Linked DNA regions of Mus musculus: regions 2, 3, 4 and 5 are each linked to region 1. Evidence: chromatin loops called from intact Hi-C (ENCODE). Cell type or tissue: left cerebral cortex. All regions are shown on one strand. Region 1 holds the start of Rbx1 (ring-box 1). Region 2 overlaps Ep300 (E1A binding protein p300). Region 3 holds the start of Ep300 (E1A binding protein p300). Region 4 holds the start of St13 (suppression of tumorigenicity 13). Region 5 has its middle 57 kb from the start of Rbx1.

The links. Peaks named below come from ENCODE experiments on the same cell type or tissue, not always from the same donor. Only the 100,000 strongest peaks of a DNase experiment are listed, where the experiment ranks them.
Region 2: it touches region 1 in a loop (2.2-fold over the local background); 14 of 42 quality-filtered maps call a loop at or near these places.
Region 3: a loop joins it to region 1, with 5 times the contacts of the local background. A loop is called at or near these places in 27 of 42 quality-filtered maps.
Region 4: it touches region 1 in a loop (3-fold over the local background); 3 of 42 quality-filtered maps call a loop at or near these places.
Region 5: it touches region 1 in a loop (2.8-fold over the local background); 8 of 42 quality-filtered maps call a loop at or near these places.

What each region holds. Positions count from the first base shown.
Region 1 is chr15:81,463,467-81,468,466 of GRCm38, reverse strand. It overlaps Rbx1 (ring-box 1), which reads right to left and starts at 2,151. Exons shown (of 5, transcript NM_019712.3): 1 at 2,017-2,151; 2 at 234-312. The coding sequence starts at 2,094. In left cerebral cortex, a CTCF peak has its summit at 2,080; DNase peaks (open chromatin) are centred at 1,855, 2,189 and 3,255; H3K4me3 peaks cover 2,372 bases; H3K27ac peaks cover 1,813 bases.
Region 2 is chr15:81,604,017-81,609,016 of GRCm38, reverse strand. Ep300 (E1A binding protein p300) reads right to left here. Exons shown (of 31, transcript NM_177821.6): 3 at 644-820. Among named protein-coding and RNA genes, the nearest start is that of Gm22067, 14 kb to the right of the region's middle. In left cerebral cortex, a CTCF peak has its summit at 2,183 (motif pointing right); a DNase peak (open chromatin) is centred at 2,160.
Region 3 is chr15:81,583,720-81,588,719 of GRCm38, reverse strand. Ep300 (E1A binding protein p300) reads right to left here and starts at 2,506. Exons shown (of 31, transcript NM_177821.6): 1 at 1,998-2,506. The coding sequence starts at 2,091. In left cerebral cortex, a CTCF peak has its summit at 2,494 (motif pointing right); DNase peaks (open chromatin) are centred at 791, 2,474 and 3,523; H3K4me3 peaks cover 4,006 bases; H3K27ac peaks cover 2,572 bases.
Region 4 is chr15:81,397,855-81,402,854 of GRCm38, reverse strand. St13 (suppression of tumorigenicity 13) reads left to right here and starts at 3,161. Exons shown (of 12, transcript NM_133726.2): 1 at 3,161-3,370. The coding sequence starts at 3,261. It overlaps Xpnpep3 (X-prolyl aminopeptidase 3, mitochondrial), which reads right to left and starts at 2,717. Exons shown (of 10, transcript NM_001347075.1): 1 at 2,568-2,717. The coding sequence starts at 2,631. In left cerebral cortex, no CTCF peak of the experiment used is centred here; DNase peaks (open chromatin) are centred at 2,792, 3,078 and 3,974; H3K4me3 peaks cover 2,872 bases; H3K27ac peaks cover 1,801 bases.
Region 5 is chr15:81,521,060-81,526,059 of GRCm38, reverse strand. No RefSeq gene overlaps it. Among named protein-coding and RNA genes, the nearest start is that of Rbx1, 57 kb to the right of the region's middle. In left cerebral cortex, a CTCF peak has its summit at 2,622; DNase peaks (open chromatin) are centred at 2,021, 2,722, 3,539 and 3,793; H3K4me3 peaks cover 2,083 bases; H3K27ac peaks cover 1,441 bases.

The sequences.
Region 1 (5,000 bases):
CTGGTCTACTACAAAGTGAGTTCTAGTAGAGCTAGGGCTACACAAAAAACTCTGTCTCCACAAACAACCACAAAACAATCTACTTCAAACACACCAATGGATGAGATACACAAGTGCCTAAGGGTTCTGAGCCTGCTTTGTATTCACTGGTAAAGAAGACAATTGGGCACACCAGGATGACCACCATTTCTGTAACCTTCTCAACTTCTTCCCATCTGCCCCGAGTTACTTACAAAGATCCATAATGTGGTTCCTGCAGATGGCACAGTTATCAACCACAATGTCCCAGGCCCAGAGGGCCACTGCATTCCACTGCAAGGAGAAGAGGGGAAACAATGCATTTTCCTTGTAATCTAACAGCTCATTAGGACTTCAGCTTGCAGCTTCAGTTACCAACGCCCCAGCCACAGGGCCTACCAAAGAAAGGATGTTTTTGGATTATACTATTTGGACTATATCAGAGGACAACAGCAGACCACCTGTACACTTCCCCATTCCTTGAAAGATGAAGTATATGAACATGGGTATCTTCAATTTTTTATATATAATGTAAAATAATTTAGCTAGCCAAACCAACGTGAGAATATTAGTACTATTTTCTGTACAGCTTTCCCTGACAGCTGTGGAAGAACTCAAAATCTGCATAAGCACGGGCTCTCCACAAAGTTTTGGACTCAGAGGCAAGGAAGTGAACAGACTGAACTAAGATAATAAATGGACCACTAAGTGGATAATCACAGGATAAGCTGGATAGCAAGTTACCTACCCAGTTTCAGTACACAGAACGAGGTCATCACTTAAACCTTAAAAGAGCACTGCAAGCAAAGTAGAATCCACTGCGATTTTCTTTTCCTCTTACCAAGTAAACTGATGTTCTCAACGTTCATATATCCAAACAATTACTTTGTTAGCTCCAGTAAGTCGACCTAAGACTTCTTATGTTAGACAAGGCACCCTTTTCAAGGACTACTTTGGTTTGACTTTCCAAATTCAAGCATAAGAGTTTAGTAAATTCTACATTACATTTTTATTTTTCATAATGGCTGCAGGCTGTAACTGAGCAGCAGTGGCCACAATGAGATGACACAAAAAGGGGGTGGGGTGAGGGATATTCTCAGCGACACGTTCCAAAAATAATCCATAAAAAGAAAACACCTTGCCCTCTTCAAGATCTTCATTTTTAACAGATCTGTGTAATCTTAGGTAGGAATCAACACTTTTAAAGGACTAGCAAACTATGAAGGGGAACGGCATACAAAAGGACGTTTCATATTTTTGTTTTTCTGTTCTCAGGTCATTAGCAATTAGTACTCCACCTTCTTAAATGGCACAAGTTCTGGGCTTGCTTTTAAAACAAAGCCCACCAGGCTTTTAAATTATCATTTTGTGTTAGAAGTGTACAGGGACATCAGAGAACCACTGGAGTGGCAGATGCTATGTGACAACTAGTAGCCATCTCGTTAGAACCAAGCTTTACACTTGACTGTGGGTTTAGAGGCCAATGGAGGCCGCCATACAATCGAGGGCCCACGCCAGGTCCCTCGGAGTCAATAGATTCTAGGATCCAGGAAGGGGCGGAGCAAGAACACCGGCAGAGCCCCTCTGCGCTGTCATCTCACGTTCCCGGGGTTCTCCGCACGGCCCCATCCTCCACCCGCCGCAGTCTCTTCACGAGTCTGCATCCCACCCACCCCACCCTGTCCTTCCCCCACCTCTCAGTCACTTCAGTGACAGCTCAAGCGCTTGGCTCCCGCATCGAAGTCAACCTCGCGTATTTCAGTAAGCAGCTCTGCGATTGGCCCCACAGCTTCCCCAGCAAGACTAATAGGGCCCCAGACACTGGGCCACCAGCATGCCGATCAACCCTAGGCCCGCCCCCCGGCTTCCGTTCTTGGTGCCCGGTCCCAGGAACGCCCTGAAATGAAGCCCTTTCCCCCGCGCCTAGCTCTTCCTCGGGCCTGCCAGCCATATCCGCGCCTCCCTAGCTTCCTTGAGGAAGGCGCTGGCGAGCCCAACCTTTTTAACTTCAAAGCGCTTCTTGCCCGCGCCGCTGTTGGTGCCGCTGGGGGTATCCACATCCATCGCCGCCGCCATTTTGGAAACACACAGTCTGTCGTGTGACCACTGCGCCTGCGCACCGGCTCACTTTCCGCCGCCTGCCCCGCACACCAGGCGCCTCCTCCCGCACCCCTCCCCTCATTGGCGCGAGCGTGGAGAAGGGGCGGAGCCTGCGGTCACGCCCCTTAAAGGCGCAGGCGGAGGTTTCCCGCCCCCCTCCTCCCCATCTCTCTCAGCTGGGGAGGAGGCTGGAGTGATTGAGGCGGGGCCGGGCGGGGCCGGGCGGGGCCGAGAGAAGGGAGCCAACCGGTGGGAACGTCCGTGAGGTCTCGATGCTTCTCGCATTCTGGGAAGCCCTGTGGTCTGACTCCTTCATTTGGGGCGGCGGCTGCTTCCTTCTTCTGCCCCAGGACTTAAGCCCTGGTCCAGATCCACAGAGCTGCCCCCGAGTCCGTGGTTGCAAAGGGCATGGGCTGGTCTTTGGAAACCCGAAACTCCAAACCGGCCTTCTGCTGACCGTGGTCGGCTTCGGAGCCAGGCGGTGTCTCTCTGGAGGCCTGTGGCCCGGCTTACCAAGGCCTGGTCACCGTCTGCGTTATCAATTTCAGATTGGGAAATTATTTGATAGGGAGAGAAGAGGCCCAGGAGCAAACAGAGCAGGCATTCTGCAACTTTGCCTTTATCTTCTCACAGGAAAGGTGATGGGGATGCCATAGTAAATCCCATAACCAGCCAGTTCTAAATGGTCCTCCTTTCTCCTCATTTCCTATCGAGTTTTGCTACTGTGCTACGATTAAATTAGTACATTTGTAGTGGCTGAACTTGAGTTCTGGTGAGGCATTCTGATTTTCTTACCGGTCATTACCATCGAGCTACAGAACACATACGTTTTGTAAGCTTCCATGATTAGTCCAGCCCTCCGCTGTTTTGTCTCCTAAATTTGCGGAGTTATGACTAGAATACATCACCCTTGAATTTCCTGTGTGTTCTAGTTCCCTCAACAGTACAACAAAAAGGGTTTTACCGGAAATGTGCCCCTCCCCCCCCCCAGAAAGGGTTTTTCTCTGTGTAGCCCTGGCTGTCCTGGAACTCAGGACTGGACCTAGGCCGGCTTCGAACTCAGAAATCTGCCTGCTTCTGCTTCCCAAGTGCTGGGATTAAAGGCATGCGCCACCACTGCCTGTCCTGAAATGTTCTGTTAAAAGAAATACTTGCTGGTGTGTAATGCGGTGTGTCATTGATGCACTTGCTAAGCAGGGCAATACATCCTGAATACCACCACAGTTTTAACTTGCACAGAGACTTGTGAGAGCCCTGCAAGGTGTGTGTGTGTCTGCCCAAGTTCTACCTCCCACACTAAATCTGTCATTGGTCTATGTGTCTACAGACCCCCTAAGGGATGCTAGAAACCCATAGTTAATTAAGATACTGAGGACATATTTATCCATTCGTCAACAACTATCCTGAGTATGTTACTTCGTCTTTTAATTTTTGGTTTATTATTATTATTATTATTATTATTATTATTGAGATAGGGCCTCACTCTGTAGCCCAGGCTGGCCTTGAAATCTGAGCAATTCTGTTGCCTCTACCTCCCAAGTGCTAGGGATAGAGGGAGGAGAACCACCATGCTCAGCTACACTGGGTTCTGCTTTAAACAGGAAAGCCACAGTGAAGTCAACTCAGTAAGGAAATAAACACAGATCAACAACTATATCAAGGTGTCTCAGGTGGCAATACATGCTACAGAAAACAAGATGGTGAGATTGAGGGGAGGAGGCAGTAATACATGTACATTTGAATAAAGGCATTGGGCAATTTTGTTATTGTGTGAACATTCTATAAAGTACTTACGCAAACCTAGATGAGGTAGCCTGTTACACACCTAGGCTATATTATGAACTTACTTCTCCTAGTTTCCAAACCTGCACACGTTGTTACTGTGCTGAATACCATAAGCAACCTTAACACGATTGTATTTGTAGATCTAAATACAGCAAACACACATTAAAAATACACTATCAAAACTCTAGCGATATAACTCAGTTGTAGTGTACACAAGGCTCTGCATTGCATCTCCAGCACTGCAACAAACAGGTGTAAAACATGAAACCAGGTGAGGCTGGACAGATGGCTCAGTGGTTAAGAGCATTCACTCGCTGCTTTTGCAGATAACCCAGGTTTGGTTCTCAGCACCCATGTGATGGCTTACAACTATCCGGAATTCCGTTTAAGGGAACCCAGTGCCCTCTTCTGGCCTCCTTCTCCTCTTCCAGGGATGGGGCTCAGGGGCACTCAGAATGGTCCAAGCATGGTAGGCTTTCCTACAATACAGCTTTTAACAAAACTAGGCTGCCTTGAAACCCTGGCAACCGGATTGTTTACCTTTTATACTACAGGAGATTTTTTACAAAAGGTGTCTGCAAGGTCTGATGATTCAGTGCTGGTGTGACGAGCAGCCTGAGGTCTTTCAGAGCTACCAGGCTCTCTGACTTTTATTAGTTGTTTCTGAGTCTCAGGTATTGAAGGCCAAACTGGAACTCTTCTTATGGAGCTAACATGGACCTTGGACTTCTAGTCCATCTTCCACCTTCCCTGCGCTACAACCACAGGCGGGTGCCTCTAGGTCTGCAGTGCTAGGGACTGAGTGCCGCACTGTCATCCCATTTGACCTCTTCCAAAAACTTACCCAAACCAAAAGGATCTTTAAATCTCATCCTTTTCAATCTCTGTCGTCTGAACCACAAAGGTCCTTGTCAGGAGCCAGCCTGTTGATTATTATTTTTACTTTTAGGTTTATTGGATTATTGGATTATTACTTTCAGGTCCTTGCCCAGAGTTTTGTCCTCTTCTATATATTAACTAGGCCAGAGGCATACTCACTCATGGGACCATGCTTCATGCGGCCTGTCAGTGCCCAAGTGCCTTGGTATTGGTACTGC
Region 2 (5,000 bases), 140 kb before region 1:
TAATAGAAATAAAACTAGTATTCACAGTCCTTGAGAGAAGCCTTTGCAGTAAGAATCTCCTGCAAGCGCAGAAAGGTTCTTCTTCCTATTCTTCAGTAACAAGGCTTACAGCGAGCCTGCTGAAGGACTCACTGTAGCTCACATTTACTCTGTGAATTAGTCTTCCAACTCATCAGTTAGCACAGCAAATAAAATGCCATGTGGAAATTTTACAAAGTGAAATTCCATTCCAAGGCACAAGGGTAATTAATATACATCATGTATCTTAAGGTCAAGTATATATAATACCAGTGTGTTAAATGCCAACCTAATATGCTCACAAAGTGGCTCAATACGTAATTATAGTGACCTGAGTATACAGTTCAAGATTCACATTAGAAGAAAACTAACTTCTGCAAGCTGACTTCTGACATTCACAAGTTTACCATGGTATTGTGCACACATCTATTCTGCATGCACATAAATGTTAAAAAGAGAAAAGAGCCAGGCAGAAGTGGGGGCAGAGGCTGGCAGACTTCAGAATTCCAGGACAGCCAGGGCTACACAGAGAAACCGTGTCTCCAAAAGCCAAAATGAAAGGAAGAAGAAGAAAGAAAACAAAAAGACAAGAAAAAGTCTTAACAAAATAGTGCTAAGTACTCACCATACTGGGCATTCCCCCACCAGGAACTGCCTTTTTGTCCATTGCAAATGGAGATAAGTTATTTGGTAGAACAGTCTTTGTCTGAATTTGGAGACCAAGGCCACTTGCTCCAATCTGCTGTCCAGAATTCTGAGTGTATGGTGAACCATAAGGACTGGGATTGTTCATCATTCCCATCTACATAAAATTAGAAAAAAGTGTCATTCTCTGTATTACTAAGACATCACCATGACCATACTTCATGTTCTATATTAGAAAACCATTTTAAATAAAATCCTTAGAGTATTCAAAAAAAAAAAAAAAAAAAAAAAACCATAATGAAAGACTCAGGAGTATCGCTTAGCAGGTAAAGGTGCTTACTGCAAAATTCTATCAAGCCGAATTTGATCCCCTATACTTGTAAAAGTGAAAGGACAGGACCAACTCCACGAGGCTGTCCTCTATACCCTCTACACCTGGGTGGTATATACTCTTTTTAAGAATTCACATACAGCCAGGCGTGGTGGTGCATGCCTTTGATCCCAGCACTCCCGAGGCAGAGGCAGATGGATTTCTGAGTTCGAGGGCAGCCTGGTCTACAAAGTGAGTTCCAGGACAGCCAGGGCTATACAGAGAAACCCTGTCTCGAAAATTTAAAAAAAAAAAAAAATTCACATACAATCAAAATAAATACAACACAAATTTTAAAACTAAAACACATTGAATAAAAGTGTATGCTTACCAAAGTATGTATCACAAATTAAGGTTTAAATAGAGCCATGACTACAAAAAAACTTTTAAAAGCATTATCTTCTTTGTGCTCAGTTTATCTGGAGCCATCCCACTATACAATGAAGAATGTTAAATATTTTAAACTGAATTTGTTTTTGCATTCATGAGAGCCCATACATACACACTTGCATGCACTTACCCTAGTGCATATAAAGAAGTTAGAAGACTATCTGAGTCAAAGATACTAGGTCTGGGCAATTGTCTTTACTACCAAGACATCTCACAAGTAAGTCTCTCACTAAACTTGGATCTTGCTGATTAAGCAAAGGAGCCTGGTCTTTGCCTCTCCATTGTTAAGATTAATATGCCACCAGAGCTGGCTTTTTTCTTGGGTGCTTTTGACTAATAAGTCCCTGTGCTTGTGTGGCAAGCATTTACGGAATAATTTTTCTTAACCCCCACGCCAACTGCATTTTCCTACCAGGCTTGGTTCTATGAGGCCTACAATCCTAGCACTTAGGAAGGAGAAGCAGAATTACCAGTTCCATGGCAGTCACATTCCCACTCTTATGTGACTACCTAGTATTAACTAGTAAAGGAAATATTAGGATCACAATAGTGCAAATGTTTTTCTTAAGTAGTACCACGTACACTCTTTAAGATATAATCTCACTATGTAATCAAGGCTGACTTGGAAGTGCAATCCCCCTACTCAGCCTCCCAAAGCTGGATCATAAACATGCACAACCACACTGCTTATTTTGTGAGTGTTCTGTCTGGATGTATGTGTACCACTAACATGCAGTGGCTTTCAAGGACAGTAGAGGGCATCAGATCCCTGCAACTGGTGTTAGGGTTGGCTACAACATAGATTCTGAGAATAGGACCTGGGTCCTCTGAAAGGGGAAGAGAACCAGGGCTCCTAACTACTAAACCTTTGCTTATTTACAGTAGCAATATTTATTCTAAAATAATAATAATATCCATGCCTATACTGAATTATGGTATATTTATAATTGTATCCTTAATGAAAATGAAAATTGAGACATAGTATGAAAGCCAATTTACCACATAACTTTGAATGACACAAGAACAAATAACAATGTTTCTAAAACTTCACAGAAGTAAATAAAGTGTAGACATTTGTAAGCTGCCTCAGTGTCTATAAATAATTATAATGTCTGTGTTCACATAAATCTCAATACAAACTGAAACTGGTATTGTATCTCAGAATATCTACCTTCCCATTATTATACTTTCTGTCACTTGAAGCCTTTTTTCTCTCCCCCAACAAACAGAAGAAAGATAGGACTATATTTGTGTCTGCTACAATGATGTTATTTGATCTCACTTCCCTTTATAGCTGGTAATTCCTGATGTCCAATTACCCACCATAATACAGACACTGACCTAACCTGAAAAGGAAAAGAAAGGACCAGTGTTGCTATCCTAGATCGAAACATTCAATCCTGCTGGGAGCTCCTTCCTTTATATAGGAAGCTGTCAATTAAAAATCAATTCAGGAAGGTCCTGAAACTGATCAGATTCACTAGATCCCTCACTGCCCAAATCAGCAAAAAGCTGTTTCCCCTATACAGAAGCTGAGCTACAGCTTTTCTCTCAGAGGAGAAAAGCTTCAAAGAGGACTCTAAGGCCAGACCAGCTACTTAGGAGCAGCAGAAAGTAGCCAAGCTGCCTGGAAGAAGTTTAGACCAACTGAGGCACGTGGAAAGGATTTTCTTCAAGCTGTAGAGTTGCCTGCAGGGCAATGTCTAGGTTTCCAGCTTTATTACCCGTGCTGGGTGGGCTTTGGTGATGCAGGTGTCTTTGAGTCATTTCTTCTCTTCAACTCATACTCTGGTAATCACCCTAATAACGCTCACTGCTGCACCAAATTGGATTCTGGTGATATTTATGCTTTAGTCTGTGATTCCCTATTTGGGTAGTAGCCATTGTGTGTTGTCTCTCCTCAGGGAAAGTTGTGTCACACAACAACCAGGAAGGAACAAGCAAAAAACACCCTCTATCCCACAAAAGCCTTAAAGTATCATTCTTCCTTTGCTAAAAGCAGTCTTGCACATATTAAATACCCTGTTGTTAATTTCTGCTGCTGCAGAAAACTAGGATTGTAATAAGATACATATGGACACATTAGAAATCAAATATTGGGCTAAAGAGATGGCTCAGGCAGTTCAGACCACTTGTTTTAGCAAATGACTCATTTCCCAAGAATCCACATGGTAGAACATACGTTCCATAATCCCAGACTGAGGGAATCTTTCTCTGGCATTTGGTGTCACTAAGCATACATGTACATGGTGAACATACATACATGTGAGTAAAACACTCATACATATTAAATAAATGATTACAAAAACAAGCTTTAATATCAGCATCCAGAAGGATAGGACAAGAGACCTGAATTTGATAGCTCTTGAGTTTGAGACCAACGTGGGCTACATAGCAAAACAAAACAAAGCCAGACTTGGTGGCAAATGAGTATGAGTCTCCCAGCAGATCAAAGGCCTTAGACCCCCCCCCCCCCCGGAGCTATATTTACAGGGGTTTGGGTACCAATCATCATAGATCCTGAAAATTCAGATCCAATGTAAGATCAGTACAAGTTCTTTAACTGTTGAGCCATCATATCTCTACGACACACTCTGAATGTAAAACTTTACAGATCTAGAACTCTTAGTGCTGGAGATAAAGAGCTCAGTTAATATAATTCTTGCCTGACACCCATGAAGACCTGGATTTGACCATCTGTACCCCATAAACTGAGTGTGGGTTACTTGCATGAAATCTCAGCATTCAGAAAGTAATGGAAGGAAGATCAGTGTTACACAGGAAGTTGAAGGCCAGCCTGGGATAGTGAGATCCTGTCTTTAATTAAAAAAACTCTAACATTACATACAGAAATGTATCACAGATTGATGCCAAGAGTAAATTCTAAAAATTATATTATCACTATTTGGGGAATGGAATTTACTCTCTTAAAGTAAATACTCACTTGAATGAAGCTCAGAAATATTTTAGGGGAACTGGTGATCAACCCTAGGTTCTTGTTCATACTAAGCACACTTTCTACACTGAACCCTGAGCTACATCCTAAATGTAGCAAAATCCATCCCCACCATCATCCTCCTGTTTTTTGAGATAGTATCTCACTATGTAGCTTTGGCTATCCTGAAACTCTGGCAGACAAGGCTGGCCTTTAATTGAGAGATCCATCCATGTGGCTCTGGCTCCCAAGTGCTGGACTCAAAAATGTGTGCTACCATGCTCAGCTTAATATTTATCTTTTTTGCCCCATGGTTGTGCAAATCTTTAAACCTGGTACTCTGGAAGCAGAGGCAAGCAAATTTCTTTGAGTTTGAGGCCAGCCTCATCTACAGAGCTAGTTCCAGGACAACCAGGGCTGTTCAGAGAAACTCTGTCTCAAAAAACAACAAAATAAACAACAAAAGCATCTTAAGTTGTGAATTTCCCTATTGAAATGTAAGCTCTATGAAGGTAGAATTAATGTTTTGCTCACTGCCATGTATTCAGGATATAATCTGTGAAAGCACAGAGTGGAGAGATGTCCTGGGACAAGACGGGAGGTTCACAACTGCCTGTAATACCAGCCACACGGGGAAATCCT
Region 3 (5,000 bases), 120 kb before region 1:
CAATGTTAAGAGAAGAAAAATTACTAATATTACTATAATCCTTACTACTAAGAATAAACCAATCTCAGTATTGAAATTTTTTAAGACTCTAGAAGTTGGTGGTCCTGGTGGCACCTGCCTTTAAATCCAGCACTTGGGAGGTAGAGGCTGGTGATGTGAATTCCAGGACATCTAGACCCACACAAAGAAAACCCCAGCCCCACCACTACCACCCAAAGACTCCAGTAATGACATTCAAAGATACCCAAAGCAAGTTTTCCCTTTTTTAACCATGAAAGTTAGCCAAAAGCTATACAATTTATCAGATAAAGAATGCAGTAGTCCATCTGAACAGAATTACATGAACAGACTTTATGACTAAGTCACTCAAAATCAGAACATCCAAAAATTTAATTTTAAAAAGTTTTCCATAATATTTCTTGTTACTGGCTATGTCAAATATGGTAACTTGTGAACATGTTACAGAAGTACACTTATTATGGGGGCAGAGGAGGAAACAAAAATCCAGAGCAAATATGTCTATAAAATATCTATGCCTATGAATTTCAAAGACATAATTTAAAAAAAATTCTCTAAGACTACGGAAACTTTACAGCTGAATGCTCACATATAACTAAAGTTAGAGCCTTAGAACACTGCAAGACTTATCCTTCCCAACTGTTGCAGGTGAGCAAAACTCATGGTTCGAAATACAGCTGCTAAAAAAGCAGAGTAATGCACTAGTTCTATCTTATTTCCAGGCCTTAATAGAAATCCTACTCAGAAACATGGCCCACACATTCTCTACAACTTGCAGGGTACGTTTAACTCCACTATACACTCTCATTGGCAGAAGGAGAGATCTGGAGCCTCTTCTCTGAGTTAAAGGGATGCTTGCAGTAAGGAGGAACATCTAGTGGACTGTCAGATGACTAGCCATTCTTCTTCTTCTTCTTCTTTTTCTTCTTCTTCTTCTTCATTATCCTGGCCTCTCAAACAAGTCAGACAGCAAGAGAGGACCAGGTCAGTGATCATCAGAATAACACTAAACTAACAGTAAGCAGGAAAAAGAACAGACAAGGGAGAGTCTCCCTTCAGGTCTCCTAACAAAGGGGCTGACTGGAGAAAAGAATTCCTTCATCTTGTAAACTGGAATTGCAAAGGTCCAAAAAGCAAAACAAAACAAACATGCAAGCACAAAACCTCCTGTTCATTTTTAAACTTGTACAATCACTTTAGTTGGAAGTTCATGACTGGGAGTCTTTCAACTTATTATCTCCCATTTCTAAGTACCTAATTCCAGAAAGGCTTCATCTTTTTTCTTTCCCTTCTAAGTAAGAGTGTGACAAACTGCAAAGGAAACGCCTCAGGTCTACACCTCAACACGCAGTTTGAGACATTTTGGTTTCATGGCAAATGGATATAAAATAAACTGCGGTCCATACTGACTCTTGAGGCAAGGATGGGGAGAGGGGACCTAAGAATGAAATTTTGTTGAACTTTAGTTACACTTAAAACCTTGGATCGCAGACACCAAGATTTGTCTTCCGCCCCCATTCCTCAACAGAAAATCTGCCTCACAGGAGCAAAAATCATTAAAGGTGGGAAAGCAGAGAAAAAAAGAATTCATTGCAACAGGGGAGAAAGAGCTGAAATCCCTCATTCACCAGTAACAAAAATAGTAAAAGTGCATAAAAGCCCTCACACACGATTGTACCGGCATTTCCCAAATTAAATTGCATGGAGCCAACAATAAAGGTCCCCGCAGCTCCCACTTCCAACCTCTTAATTCCAGAACACACAACGATCTGACATGACATAGTGTTGCAATGAATGTATCAGAAGGCAAAGAAAATGGTTGGGCTACTGGACGTCTTCGACCAGTCCATTCAAAAACCTTTAAAATTAAACACCGGCCGGGGAAATGGGAAGAGATACACAGAAGCACCCTGGAATGAAGGTGCAACGAGCAGAAAAGACGAAGGGAACTATGGAAGGCCGGGAGTCCCGAGACTAACCTGTGCCATCGCTGGCGGACGCCGAGAGGGCCGGAGATGAGAGTTTAGGCCGCTTGGCTGAAGGCGGCCCGGGTTCCACCACATTCTCGGCCATTTTTAATTCTTTCGGAGATACAACCGAGGAAAAAAACGAGAATCCTGAGGAAATCTCTTCTCCGAAACGGGGTCCCCGCCCCGCTCCTAAGGGTGGGCTCCGGAGCTCCGCCGCCACCCAACAGGGGTGGGGGGAAGTTCCTTTTTCTCTTCGCCTGGTTGCGGTGGCCGGAGAGGGATGCGGACTCAACAGAAATGGTAGGGGCAAGTGCGAGGGGCCGGGCCTAAACCAGGCCGGGAGGAGGGTACAGCAACACTGATCCCACGAGCACGTCCGCTGCAGCGAATTCTCGGGAACTCACAGCTCTACAGACGCAGTCCCCAGCCCGCCACGGCGAGCCCCTGCCCAGCCGAGGTCTCTCGGAGCTCCGCCGCCGCCATCAGCTTCTTCCTCCTCGGCGCTGTCCTCCTCCTTCTCATCGCCACAAGGAGGCGGGGGCGAAAAAGGGGGAGAGGAGGAGGCGACCAGAGACACTCACCTCCTCCCGGTGCCCCCTCCCGGGCCTGCGCCCCCACCCTGAGAGCCGCCCTCCTCCTCCTCCTGCCGCTGCGCTCCGCGCCGCCGCTGCCGCACCGGCCCCTAATGGCCACACTGAGCTCAGCCGAGCCGAGAGCCAGACTGGCGCCGGGGCCGCCTCACATCGCGCAGCGGACAAGCAGAGGCGCAGCAGCGACGACGCCGAGCGTGGAGCTCGCCGGCCCGAAGGGCCAGGGGGGCCGGGCCGGGCCAAGCAGGGCCGTCCGCCCGCAAGCCCGCGCTGACGCCGAGCCCACCGACGCGGCCTCTCCGCGCGCCGCGCTTCTCCGCCTCCACTCGCAAGCCCGGGGAGGAGAAATCAGTCCGGCCGCCTCCCTGGCCCTCACCCCCCCGGCAGCCAGGTGCCTGCCGGGGGCTCGGCTCGGGGGCCGCCTCGGACGGCGGGCAGAGGCGCCGCGGGGCGCGGGCTTATGTAATGGTTTCCCCCCCTTAGGCGTCGACGCCGGCCCGGGCTGCGGTGGGGGTGTGTGCGGGCAAGGAGGGGACTGAGGGTCGCCTCAGCCTTTGCGCCCCGGGGCCCCCAACCACTGTCTCGGTCCCGGCCGCTGCTCTCCAGCCAGGTACCCTCCTCACTCCCTGCTCGCGCAGTTCGCACTCAGCCGGGCGTCCCGCTTGCCCCACTCTCTCTCTCCCGGTCCCTCTCCGCTCTCTCTCCTCCTCCCCCCACCCCCCCCACAGGCTAGCACACAAACAAGATGGCGGCTGTTGTTTCTTGCCTCTGCCGAATCCTCCTTACAGGATAGCGGTAGCGGCGGCGGCGGCCGGAAATGAGCCAAGATTGGGGGGGGGGGGAGGTGAGAGGGGGAGGGGCCGAGAAACAGGGAGGCGGGGCGAGGGCGGGGCCTCTGCCTTGCAGCTCACACAATGGGGGAAGCGGCGCCGGGGGCGGTGCCGGCTCCAATCACGGGATCCGCCCAAGGGCCCCAACGCGGTAGGCGCTTCCGCAAACTCCCCCGGCGTCACTCGGTGGCTCCCTTTAAAGGGGAGGTTTTGAAAGAAGTTGTGGGGGGGGGGGGGGTCCGGGGTGAACTTAGAACGTATTTTCGGTCGGTGGACAGTTAGGTGCCTGGGCTGGGTCTCTGAGCAGAACCGAGTCAAAGCTCAGGCGCTCCTCTGCGAAAACAAGGAAAACCACGGTCAGAGCTCCCGGGGTTTGCCCTCTCAGGTTGATCTTTGGAACCCCATTAAATCCGCCAAACACCTGTGTTTCATCGTAGACACACATTCCATCCTCTTCATAGCCTTCTCGAAAGCAGCAGTTCATATCTCAAAGTCACATTGCTAGTCCTTTAAGTTTTCTCTGAAATGTCTAATTCAAGAATGAAAAATTTGGATTACGATATTGTTAGTTAAAAAACTAGGAGGGGGAGGACCACAGCAGTGGGAGGCTGTTTAGGGCTAGACCCTACCTACATTTTTGCCCATCACGTGTCCACACATCCTTACCAGCTACCACTCTTAAAAAAGAATCCTTGAGAACTACTTTTCTGAACCTGCCTGAAACTTCCAAGGTCTTTTGAAGGTATTTTCCACCCATCTCTAGCAGATGAGCTTAATAAAAGGCCACTTTCTGCAGTGCCTTCAATGTAAATATGGGAGAGGACAAAAAAATGTTATGTGCTAAAAAAAATTATAACACTAGAAAAATGTGAGGAAATGCTCCTAAGTCTAGTGTGTAGGGCAGCCCAATTCGAAGCAGAAAGCAGGGGGTATGCTTTTAGGGTTCTCAAATTACAGGACTTCTGTGTTTGGGATCCTCAAATATAGGGAAAGTACCAAGGTTCTATGTGACACTGAAGGAAACCTTCGAGACATTACCTATTGTATAGGTAGTTTGCCTACTATTCCTGTGGCCTTAACAGTTCAGTCACCAGTACTACCAAGAAAATAAATTTTTTCTCAGATCTATTTTTTAATTACATTTACCTTGTGTGTCTCTGTTGATATGTATAAATGTGTGAACATATATACCCATGACCCACATGGGGAGGTCATAGGATAATCTGGAGGAGTCATTTCTTCTGTACCCGTGTTATGGTTCCAAGGATCCAACCAAAAAGCTCAGGCTGAGCAATTGGTTCTACGCTTGCTGAACCCTCTCATCAGGTCATATTTTCTCATATTTCATATATTAACCTGTTTTGCTAGTGGCCAGACGTCCTCTGTTTTTGCTGTTTTGACTTCTAAGAGTATAGCTTGAGAAAACAGAATTAGCTGAATGGTGGTGGTGGTGCATGCTTTTAATTCCAGCACTCGGGAGTCTGTGGGACTCTGTGAATTCCAGACCAGCCTGGTATACAGAGCAGGTTTCAGGATTACACCAGACAAGCCATTTTTCAAAGAAATAAAAGAGACTCTAAGCTGGTGAGTTG
Region 4 (5,000 bases), 66 kb after region 1:
CTACTCACACTTCAGGTTTGCATGCCTTCCTCAGGTGAGAAAGTTTCTCTCTCTTTTTTTCTTTTTGAGACACAGTCTCAATTATGTAGCTCTGGCTATCCTGGAACTCATTATGTACACCTGTTGGGCTCAAATTCAGAGATCCACTTGCCTCCACACTGGCTGGTTTTGTGTGCCAACTTGACACAAGTTGGAGTTACCACAGAGACTCCCTTGAAATACCTCCATGAGATCCAGCTGTAAGGCATTTTCTCAATTAGTGATCAAGCTGGGTCCATTGTGGGTGGTGCCAACCCTGGGCTGGTGGTCCTGGGTTCTATAAGAAAGCAAGCTGAACAAGCCAGGGGAAGCAAGCCAGTAAGCAATACCCTTCCATGGCCTCTGCATCAGCTCCTGCCTCCAAGTTTCTGCCCTGTGTGAGTTCCTGTCCTGACTTCCTTTGGTGATAAACAGCAATGTGGAAATGTAAGCTGAATAAACCCTTTCCTCCCAAACTTGCTTCTCGATGTTTTGTGCAGGAATACAAACCCTGACTAAGACACCTCCCTAGTGTTGGGCTTTAAAAGTGTTCACCACCATACCTGATTTCTTATGGTAGTTAGAGCAGCACCTGTCAACCTGTGGGTCACAACACCCCCCCCCCCCAGTGGGGGTTGAACAACCCTTTCACAGCAGGCCAGGATCTTTAAATCCTGTACACTGGCTATTTATATTACAATTCACAATAGTAACAAAATTACAGTTATGAAGTAGAAAAGAAAGTAATTTTATGGCTGGGGTCACCACAGCATGAGCTGTATTAAGGGGCTGCAGGTTAGGAAGGTTGAGAACCACTGCTCTAGAGGCTTTCTAAAGAAAGGCAACTACATGTAGTTGGCTAGGTAAGTTCTGAGAGGAGTGAATGATTAAACTACATTGTATGGAAGTCTCAATAAAAAAAAAAGTATATATTTTTTAAAGAAAGGAGTAACCAAAAACCACATATTTCAAGTCCTATTTATGAGACTCAAAACCTAAACTCCAAGGATAACAATAACTAAAATGTAAAAAAAATTAAAAAAAAATGCATTCCTCTCTTCTTTGCTGTGTTCTCTTATCAGCTGGATTGAGACTATAACCACTCAGCTGTAATGTCATTGGTGGCTTGTCTGCCTCCCCTTTGACTGTAAGCAACTGGGGTGAAGTAGAGATGCACCCTCAATAGCTAACTCAAAAAGTTCCTGGGTGAAACTGCACTTTCCGGCTCATGAAATGAGAAGTTGCAAAAGGATTCTACCGAGCAGAATTAAGACAAAGAATTGGTATAAAAGACTGGACACAATCACATAACAAACATCTGGCTTAACTGTGTTTCAGTCCCTCAGTCCCTCAGTGGTAAAGATTCAATGTCACTCCTTCATTGAAGCTAAAAAAACCGCAAACCATTTAGTGGTAATATAACAAGATGCTGAACTTACTTTTCCTCAGAAACAAACTATAATATATTTACTAGATTTTTTTAATGTGTTTTAGTCCTAAAGCTGGATCAAGTCAGGATTTACACGAAGCTACAAGAAAGTCAACGATCCGAAACAAAAAGCTGGTTCTAGTCTAGTCACAGTCTGTGGCCTGCCACATTTTCATTCATTTCCGTTAAAGGCACATCTTAACTACCAGGATTACAGAATAGGCTCCGTGCAATGGTGCAGTTTTAAATAGCGAATCCAAGTATCACATGCAAATATCAAGATCAATTTTAATGTCAAATACCCTATTTTCTGGTTCAGATTTTGCACACCTCGTCTGAAGTATAATCCAACATTAGGTCTCCTTACAAAGTAGGTGACTCACTCTCCAGTATAAAATTTTATGTTAGGTTAATTGCTCACCATATTGTACACGGAGGGTTCACATTCTCCGTGCTCTATCACCTTGACTGTTTATGTAAGACTTAGGCACGTCCCTCGCTTAGTTCTTTACAAACTGAATTGCACAAAGCATTTGTTTCTAGACGTGTTTCTTCTCTCTCTTTCTCTCTCTCTCTCTCTCTCTCTCTCTCTTTTCGAGACAGGGTTTCTCTGTATAGTCCTGGCTGTCCTGGAACTCACTCTGTATTTGGATCAGGCTGGCCTCGAACTCAGAAATCCGCCTGCCTCTGCCTCCCAAGTGCTGGGATTAAAGGCGTGCGCCACCACAGCCCGGCTCTATCTTTTGAGCTAGCTCTCCGATGAAACCTATGAAAAGGCGAAAGATTTACCCTGACCTAACACACACACACACGCTACTTGACATTAAACAATTTAGTCAAGTGTGATGATAAAAGCTACCAATTTAGAATTCGAGTAACTTTGAAGACAATCCCTTGGAGTTCCCTCCTCTTCAGTCACTCCAGCTTTCCCAGAATAACAGAACCTAAAGCCCACTCTTTCCCAGAGCAATCGATCAAAAGAAAAATCCGTGGGTGGTGAGGGGGGATCAGGTGCCGATTGGTGAAGAACCACGGATCATCAACTTGTAGCTCTTTGGGCTGCTTTAGGCTTTCTCCAAAGGAAGAACCTGAAGGGGACGCCGGCAGGAAAGACTCTAACCTGAGAGGCCGCGGAGCCTTGCTAGAACGGGAGCCAGCTTGGGGGTTGAGAGCAGAGACGGCATGGCCTGTAACCACTGGTCAGGAAAAGTACAAACTCTGGGGAAAGCCACTAGCACAGCCGCGTCGCCAGGAAACCAGTCAACTGCTCGGCCCCTTCCGGCAGGCGCGGCTCGCGGGCTTTCTTCCCGGGGCGGCGCAGAGCAGTGACGTCACTCGGCTAGGTTTTGGGCGCGCCGGCCCCACGGGCATTTATTTATTTTCCCCCCTCCTCCATGCGGCGTCTCGTTCTGCTTAATGCCCATCTTCACAGAAGAAATATCTTATTCCAAATGTCTCCCTATGTCCCGCTTGAAAGCGCACAGACACAAGGTCCTTCATCCATCCCGGGGAATTAGGTCAGAGGAAAGAATCCGAGTGAGACTGTTCGCCGATCGAAGCAGGCATTGTCACGGGCAGCTACACTTCTAGAAGGTTCTAGGCGGAGCACAGGTCCAGAGGTAGGAGTGGGAATGAGCGAGCGAAGGCCCGGGGTCACGAGGCCGTTGGGGGGGAGGAGCCAGCGGCCGGGGAGGTTCTAGTCTGTTCTGCCTCGCGGCAGCCGCCCCCTTCCACTTGGTCACGTTGAGCCGCTCCCGGGCCTGGCATCGTGCCTCCGCAGCCGCCCACCGCCTTCAGCTTCCAGCCTCCCACCATGGATCCCCGCAAAGTGAGCGAGCTTCGGGCCTTCGTGAAGATGTGTAGGCAGGACCCGAGCGTCCTGCACACCGAGGAAATGCGCTTCCTGAGGGAGTGGGTGGAGAGGTGAGAGCCCTGGGCCCCGTGGACCGTTGGGGACGGAAAGTTGGGGGTTGGGGAGTGGGCCCCGAGCTGGCGTAGGGAGGAGGGGAGCGGTTCTAGGCCCCTTCGTGGCTCTTAGTGGCTTCGAGAGGTTCTCGGAGGGATCTGGAGCGTTGGGCAACTTAGGGGTGGAAAAGCAGAGGTTAGAGTTGGTTCCCCCCCACCCCCCGCAGTTAAGTCTTTATGGGGGTGTGTTTGGGTTGTGAATATTTGAGCAGTGGAAATAATGCGCGAACGAAGACAAAGCTTTTACTAAGGGATTGTTTTTCTTGAACCTGGCGTCTTGTTTAAGTCGCATTGACCCATGTGTCGTTTAAAATATTAATAGTGGTAACTTATTTATTCTATAACTTCAGTTATCTGTACTTGGCCTTACAACGATTTTAATTGCATGGAATTTTGTTGGGAATTATTTATACCCACGTTAGTTGTAGCGCTGTCACTTCAGCTACTTTAGGAATTTTTTTTTTTCCTTCAAAGACCAGTGTGCTTGCAGGACTAACTGGAGAGTATTTCGCCTGCGTACTATGATTGTTGTGCCAGCTGCTGGGAAACAGTATTACTGGGGAATTGGTTTCTCCTTTTTGTTGTTTTAGTCTCGTTGATAAAAGATTTTAAAGACAGAATTAGAAGAAAGCTTAGGCACCATTAGAATTTGAGGGTGAAAAACGCAACAGTACAAACAAACTAAATCTCTACAGCTGCCAAGGGGAGGGAGGATGTTAAGTCATGCTTTCTGAATTAGGGTCAGCAATGGAAGCTCACCAGCACTTGTAGAAATGGGGGAGGGTCGGTCTTCAGAGAAAGTGCATGTTTAGGGTCTTTGGTTAATATAAAAAAAAAAGAGATGGGGAAAAGTAAAGTTTTATATATTTTTCAATTAGAACTTAGAAAAAACAAGCAGGCTGAGCCATGAAGGTCTGAAAGCAACTGTGTGGAGTGAAGGACTCAGGGACTGTATAAGCACTTTACTTCTTTAAAGATAATTATTCCAAGCTTTTTGCATATCTTCTGGTAAATCAGCCTTTCTGAGAGGTTGTTTTCTGGCCAGGTGATTGCAAGTCCAGATAGATTAAGGGAAGGAGCTAATAAATAATGTGTAAGTTTGTTTTTTTTTTTTTAAATTTTTTTTTTTTTTTTTTTTTTTTTTGCTGGTTGAGAACTTGCTATGTAGCCCTGACTGGCCTCAGGTTCACAGAGATTGCCCCTGTCTCTGTCAACTATTGGGATTAAAGACATTTGCCAACACACCAGCTATTTTATTTTTCAAGCTAGTTTATGTGTAGTGGGTGTTTTGCATGTATATGTATGCCTGATGCCCAGGGTTGTAAGAAAAGAGTATTCAGTTCCTTGGAACTGGTGGTTGCAAGCTATTACTGTGGGTGCTGAGAATTGTACCCTGGGTCTCCTGGAGGAGCAACAATTATTCTTAATCACTTAGTTATCTCAACAGCCCCAGTATGTAACGTTTTGGGTGGTTTAGAATACAGTCTTCTCAGGGAAAGGTGGACTAAGAGGAAGTGGCTTAACTTTAATGAAGCTCAACCCCTGATACTCTTCACCTAGAAAGGACCCTTTTATATGTTTAATTTTT
Region 5 (5,000 bases), 58 kb before region 1:
GTTACTTTGGAGACAGGATCTTAACAAGACAGTGTCAAATACTAAAATCTCAATATCTAAGAGGTAGTCTCAGGGAGGTCAGGAGTTCAAGACAAACCTTGACTACACAACAAATACAAGGCCTGTCTGGCTACATGAGAGACCACGAACACACACACACACACACACACACACACACACACACACACATTGTGTTTTATAAAAAAAGAAAGAAAGAACCAGGATATGTTTTGTAGAGGCACAGTATGGTGAGGTGAGAGGGGTGCCTCAGTGGGCCCATGGTGAGGCATCCCTTCCCCCTGAGACAGATAGAGTGCCAGGTGTTGGTGGCACACGCCTTTAATCCCAGCACTTGGCAGTGGCAGGTGGATTTCTGAGTTCGAGGCCAGCCTGGTCTACAGAGTGAGTTCCAGGACAGCCAGGGCTACACAGAGAAACCCTGTCTCGAAAAAACAAACAAACAAACAAACAAAAAACAAACAAAAAAAAGACAGATATAGTGTGGAATAGAGTTTATTTAGGGCATGGGCGGGGAATTGAGGAGGGAGTAGAGACAGAGAAAGGCAGAGAGAGAGAGAGAGAGAGAGAGAGAAGAGGATGGGGAGGAGAGAGGGAGAAGGGGCAGGAAGAGCAGGGGCAGAGAGCAAGAGGAGAATAAGAGGGAGAGAGGAGGGGCAAGCATTCCCTTTTATAGTGAGTCAGGCATACCTGCCTGTTACCAGGTAACAGTGGGGCAGAGCCTAGAAGGAATTCTAACATACATGTGTGTATGTGTGTATGTGTGTATGTGTGTATGTGTGTGTGTGTGTGTGTGTATGTGTGTGTGTGTAGGCTGGAGAGATGTCTAAGTGGTTTTCAGAACACTGGCTACTCTTGCAAAACACCCAGGTTCATTTCTCAGCACCCACTTGGTGGCTCACATCTATAACTCCAGCCCCAAGGGATCCAGTGTCATCTTCTGGCCTCCAAGGGCAGGGCATACACATGGTTCACGGGCATAGCTGTAGGGAAAACATTTATATATTTAAAAACTTTAGTTCCAGGTCAACCTGGCTACAGGAGACCCTGCAGACAAAGGGACTGACTGAGAGACAGACAGGTCACTGGGCATAGTATGTTTCTTTGTAATCTCAGCACTAGGAAGGTGGTAGCGGGGAAAATTAAGAGGTCAAGGCCTGTTAGTTTAGAACCTGCCTCAATAAATAAATACAAAGATACAGAAAAAGATACAGAGCTCAGGAGTTGGTTCAGCTACAGCAGGTGAATGCTTCCAAAAAGCACCTGAGTTGGATTTCTGGGACAGACCTCATTAGAGAAAACCGGCTCATGAGAGAAGTCTCAAAAACAAACAAAACAAAAAGCCGGGCTTGGTTGCTAGTTCCTTTAATCCCAGCACTCGGGAAGCAGAGAAAGGTATTGAATCTCCATAGTGAATTCCAGGCCAGCCCCTGTCCCAAAAGCAAAGATATCCTCTGACCTCAGAGGGATTGTAGTGGAACACACACATAAACAAACAAATGTAAGAAACATACAAAAACAACAATAAAAAAGCAGAGGCTAGAGAGATGGTTCAGCGTTTAAAAACATTTACTGCTCTTGCAGAGGATCTGAGGTCCGAGCACCCATGTTGGGCAATTCATCCTCTTGTAATTCCAGGGGTTCTGAAGCCCTTTTCTGACTTCTTCAGACAGCTATAACAAATGGCGCGCGCGGACACACAGACACACACACACGGGGATAAGAAGAAAATTTAAGTTCCGAGGAAAAAAAGAAAAAGACGTTCTCCCCCTGTTCACTCCGGAGAGTCCGCATCTCACTTTAGGATTTAACCCCACCCCCACCCCCCGCTCAGATTTTCATATTTAAAGCTCTCTTTTTCTCAAGACCCCAGTCCAGCCCCTCGCCTAATATGGTCACTTTCAGCCTCCAGCTAGCAGTCTTAATTAAGCTCATTTCTACCAGCTCTGACGTCCACAACCAGTTCCAGCACCCGCCTGGCCATCCGTTGGCTCAGAAAACATCTCATGCTGATATTCCTTAAATATTTCTTGATTCCTGTCGGCGATGTTCATGTACACGACAAAGAGTTAAAATCTATCCCTCCATCTTTATTTCAACTTTTTTGCTGTTTAACCTACCGGGCTTTTAAAGAAAGGTTTCTAAAGAAACAGTAAGACTTTCATCAGGACTCAGCAATCATTCCGGACGTAAACTGAAATATACAGTCAGGGATTTGTTTCACAATCCCGGGGAAGGGCAGCAGTGGGGGTGGGCGGGAGACGGACAAATCCAGATTGTCAGGAGCTGAGTGTTTATCTAGATGTGCAGGGGGTGGGGGTGGAGGTGGGAGGGGGGGTGCATTAGGACCGTGACTTTGGTTCGTGTCCGAAATTCTTCCTAGTCCAAGTCAACAGAAAGCCGCAGATGAACCACTGCTCTGTCGCAACCCTCCTCACCGACAGGAACTCTTTGTATCGGACTGTAAGGTTTCGGTACAACAGGAACAATTTAGGGAGGGCATCCTGTTCTTTTGGAGTGCGACCCGAGTGCTAACCCTTTCTGAATCCCAAGCAGGGACAGAGAGTTGCCCAGCAGCCAGCCGCAGGCTGGAGGCAGACGGCCTGGCCACCTTGCTGCGAACCCAGGGGTTAGAGCGCAGCTCCGGACGCCGGAGCTCCGCCCTCATCTAGCCCGGCACGTGCAGCCCGGGGGCGCTTGCTGCTCGTCCTCCCAACCCCCACCCCGGGCACGTGACCAGCCTCCCCAGAGGGAGCGAGTGCGCAGAATGGCTTGCAGCGGAGCTGCGGCGCGCACGCCAGGTTCAAGCCGAGCCCTCAGACCTGGGTGCACCGTAGGGGGACCTAGACCATCGGGAGAGATCGGGGTGAGAGATAGTTGCCCACTCACTCACCCCCGCCAAGCATGAAAGGGCGAGTCCGGGTCCCCCAGCCCTACCCTGCCAGGACCCGCGCTTGCCCAGGTATCTGGGTGTGGCTAGACCCAGCCAGCGCCCGGGGGGTGATGGCCCTCCTCTGCGGAAGTAGCCTGAGCCGCCGCCTTTGTGTTTGTCACCCTTGTAGAGATAAGAAGCCTCTGGGATTCTAGTTTACCTTCCTGTCTCCTTGGTGGTCAGACACTCTCCCTTGCTACCCGGAACAACCCGCTCATACACACTCGGGTGCTTCACTGTCCCCTACAGCTCCCTTACTGGGAGGGGTAGAAGCTCTTAAGAGTGCACAAACACACAAAGTATTTCTTTTCTTTTCCATTTCAAACTCGATGCGTTAATGAGCGTAGTGGCTCAAGCCTTAATCTCAGCGCTTGGTTGAGGCAGGAGGATTGCCGAGAGTTCGAGGACAGCCCGGGTTCCATTACTAAGTTCCGGACCAACACGGTTAGGAATAAGACTCATTCGAACCAAACGAAAGAAAGAAAGGGGGGCGTGGGGGACAATGAAGACGCGTACCCAGCCACCGGGCGTCTGCGTTCCCTTTACGCGCCGCCTCCAGCAATGGCGTCTGTGTCCCGACTCAGACCAAACCACTAGCCGGACACAGGTGTAGCTATTGGCTCCATCTGCAAACGCACGGGGAGCTCCAGTGTGAGCTGGCTTGGGGTGGGGATGTTCTAGGCTCTGAACCCCTAAGCTCGCACCCAGGGTCCTAGACGCAAGAATATGGGGGTACTCTAGCGAAGATGAGGATAGCTGTTGCAGCGCCCCAGGGCGCACGGGGCGGGGCAGTTGAGTCATTCCTCCCGCCAAACCCAGGCTCTTGAGTTCCCCCCCCCCAACCCTGACAACCTCGGGCTTCAGTGATTGGGTTCATGGGACGTCCGCGCTGACGCCCCTCAACTAGTGACCTCCAGAAGCTTGGGTTTCCTGTTCCGTGTAATGGGAGTGGCACTTTTAAAACGAGACTTGGGCTTGGCACCTGCAATGCTTCCGCAGAAAAAAACCCTAGTCCTTGGGCTGCCTGCTTCTGAGGAGAATGAACAAAACAGGCACAGTGAACTTGCTGGTCCACAGAGTTTCAAACCATTTATTTAATCGGGACAGTTAATTCTGCCCCACCCCCACCCCTCAAGTAATTGAGACTTCTGACTTCTGGCCTGAGTTGACGTCCCTGGAAACAAGTGGGTGCTGGAAGATGCCAAAACCCAGCCTTTCTAGGCCCCTTGTGGGTCAGAGTCCAGAAAAATATCAAATCTCCCTTTCTCCCTCCTTCTCCCTCCCCCTCTCCCTCCTTCTGTTCCCCCTGCCAAGCCCCCCTCTCCAAGACAGGGTTTCTCTGTGTATTGCTTGCTGCCCTAGAACTCTCTCTAAAGAACAGGCTGGCCTTGAACTCACGGAGATCTACCTGCCTCTTTCTTTCCAGAATGCAGGCATTAAAGGCATGTGACAGCACTGCCTGACCAGAATCTCCTTACCAGTATATTTCAATTATATTTATTTGTTTGATGTGTATGTGTACAGGCAGGCTATCATGAGGATCATAGAGATCAGAAGATGACATCTGAGAATGAGTTCACCCCTTCCACGAAGTGGATCTCAGGGACTGAATTTAATTCTTCAGGCTTGGAGGCACCCCATGATCTATCACTAGGCACTTTCTGTACTTAGTTTTTTTTTTGTTTTGTTTTGTTTTGTTTTTTAAATGTGTGTGGTAGTACACACCTTTTTTTTTTTTTTTTTTTTGAGACAGGGTTTCTCTGTATAGTCCTGGCTGTCCTGGAACTCACTCTGTAGACCAGGCTGGCCTCGAACTCAGAAATCCGCCTGCCTCTGCCTCCCAAGTGCTGGGATTAAAGGTGTGCGCCACCACGCCCGGCTAGGAGACCGCTCAGTGGTTAAGATTATAGGTTGCCCGGCTTCTGTACTTAGTTTTGTTTCCTAACTTCACTGCAGTGTCAAAGATCAAACCTGGAGCCCTTATGTATATTTACATAATTGTTGTTGTTGTTTGAGACAGGGTATCACTGTGTAACCCTGGCTGGCCTGG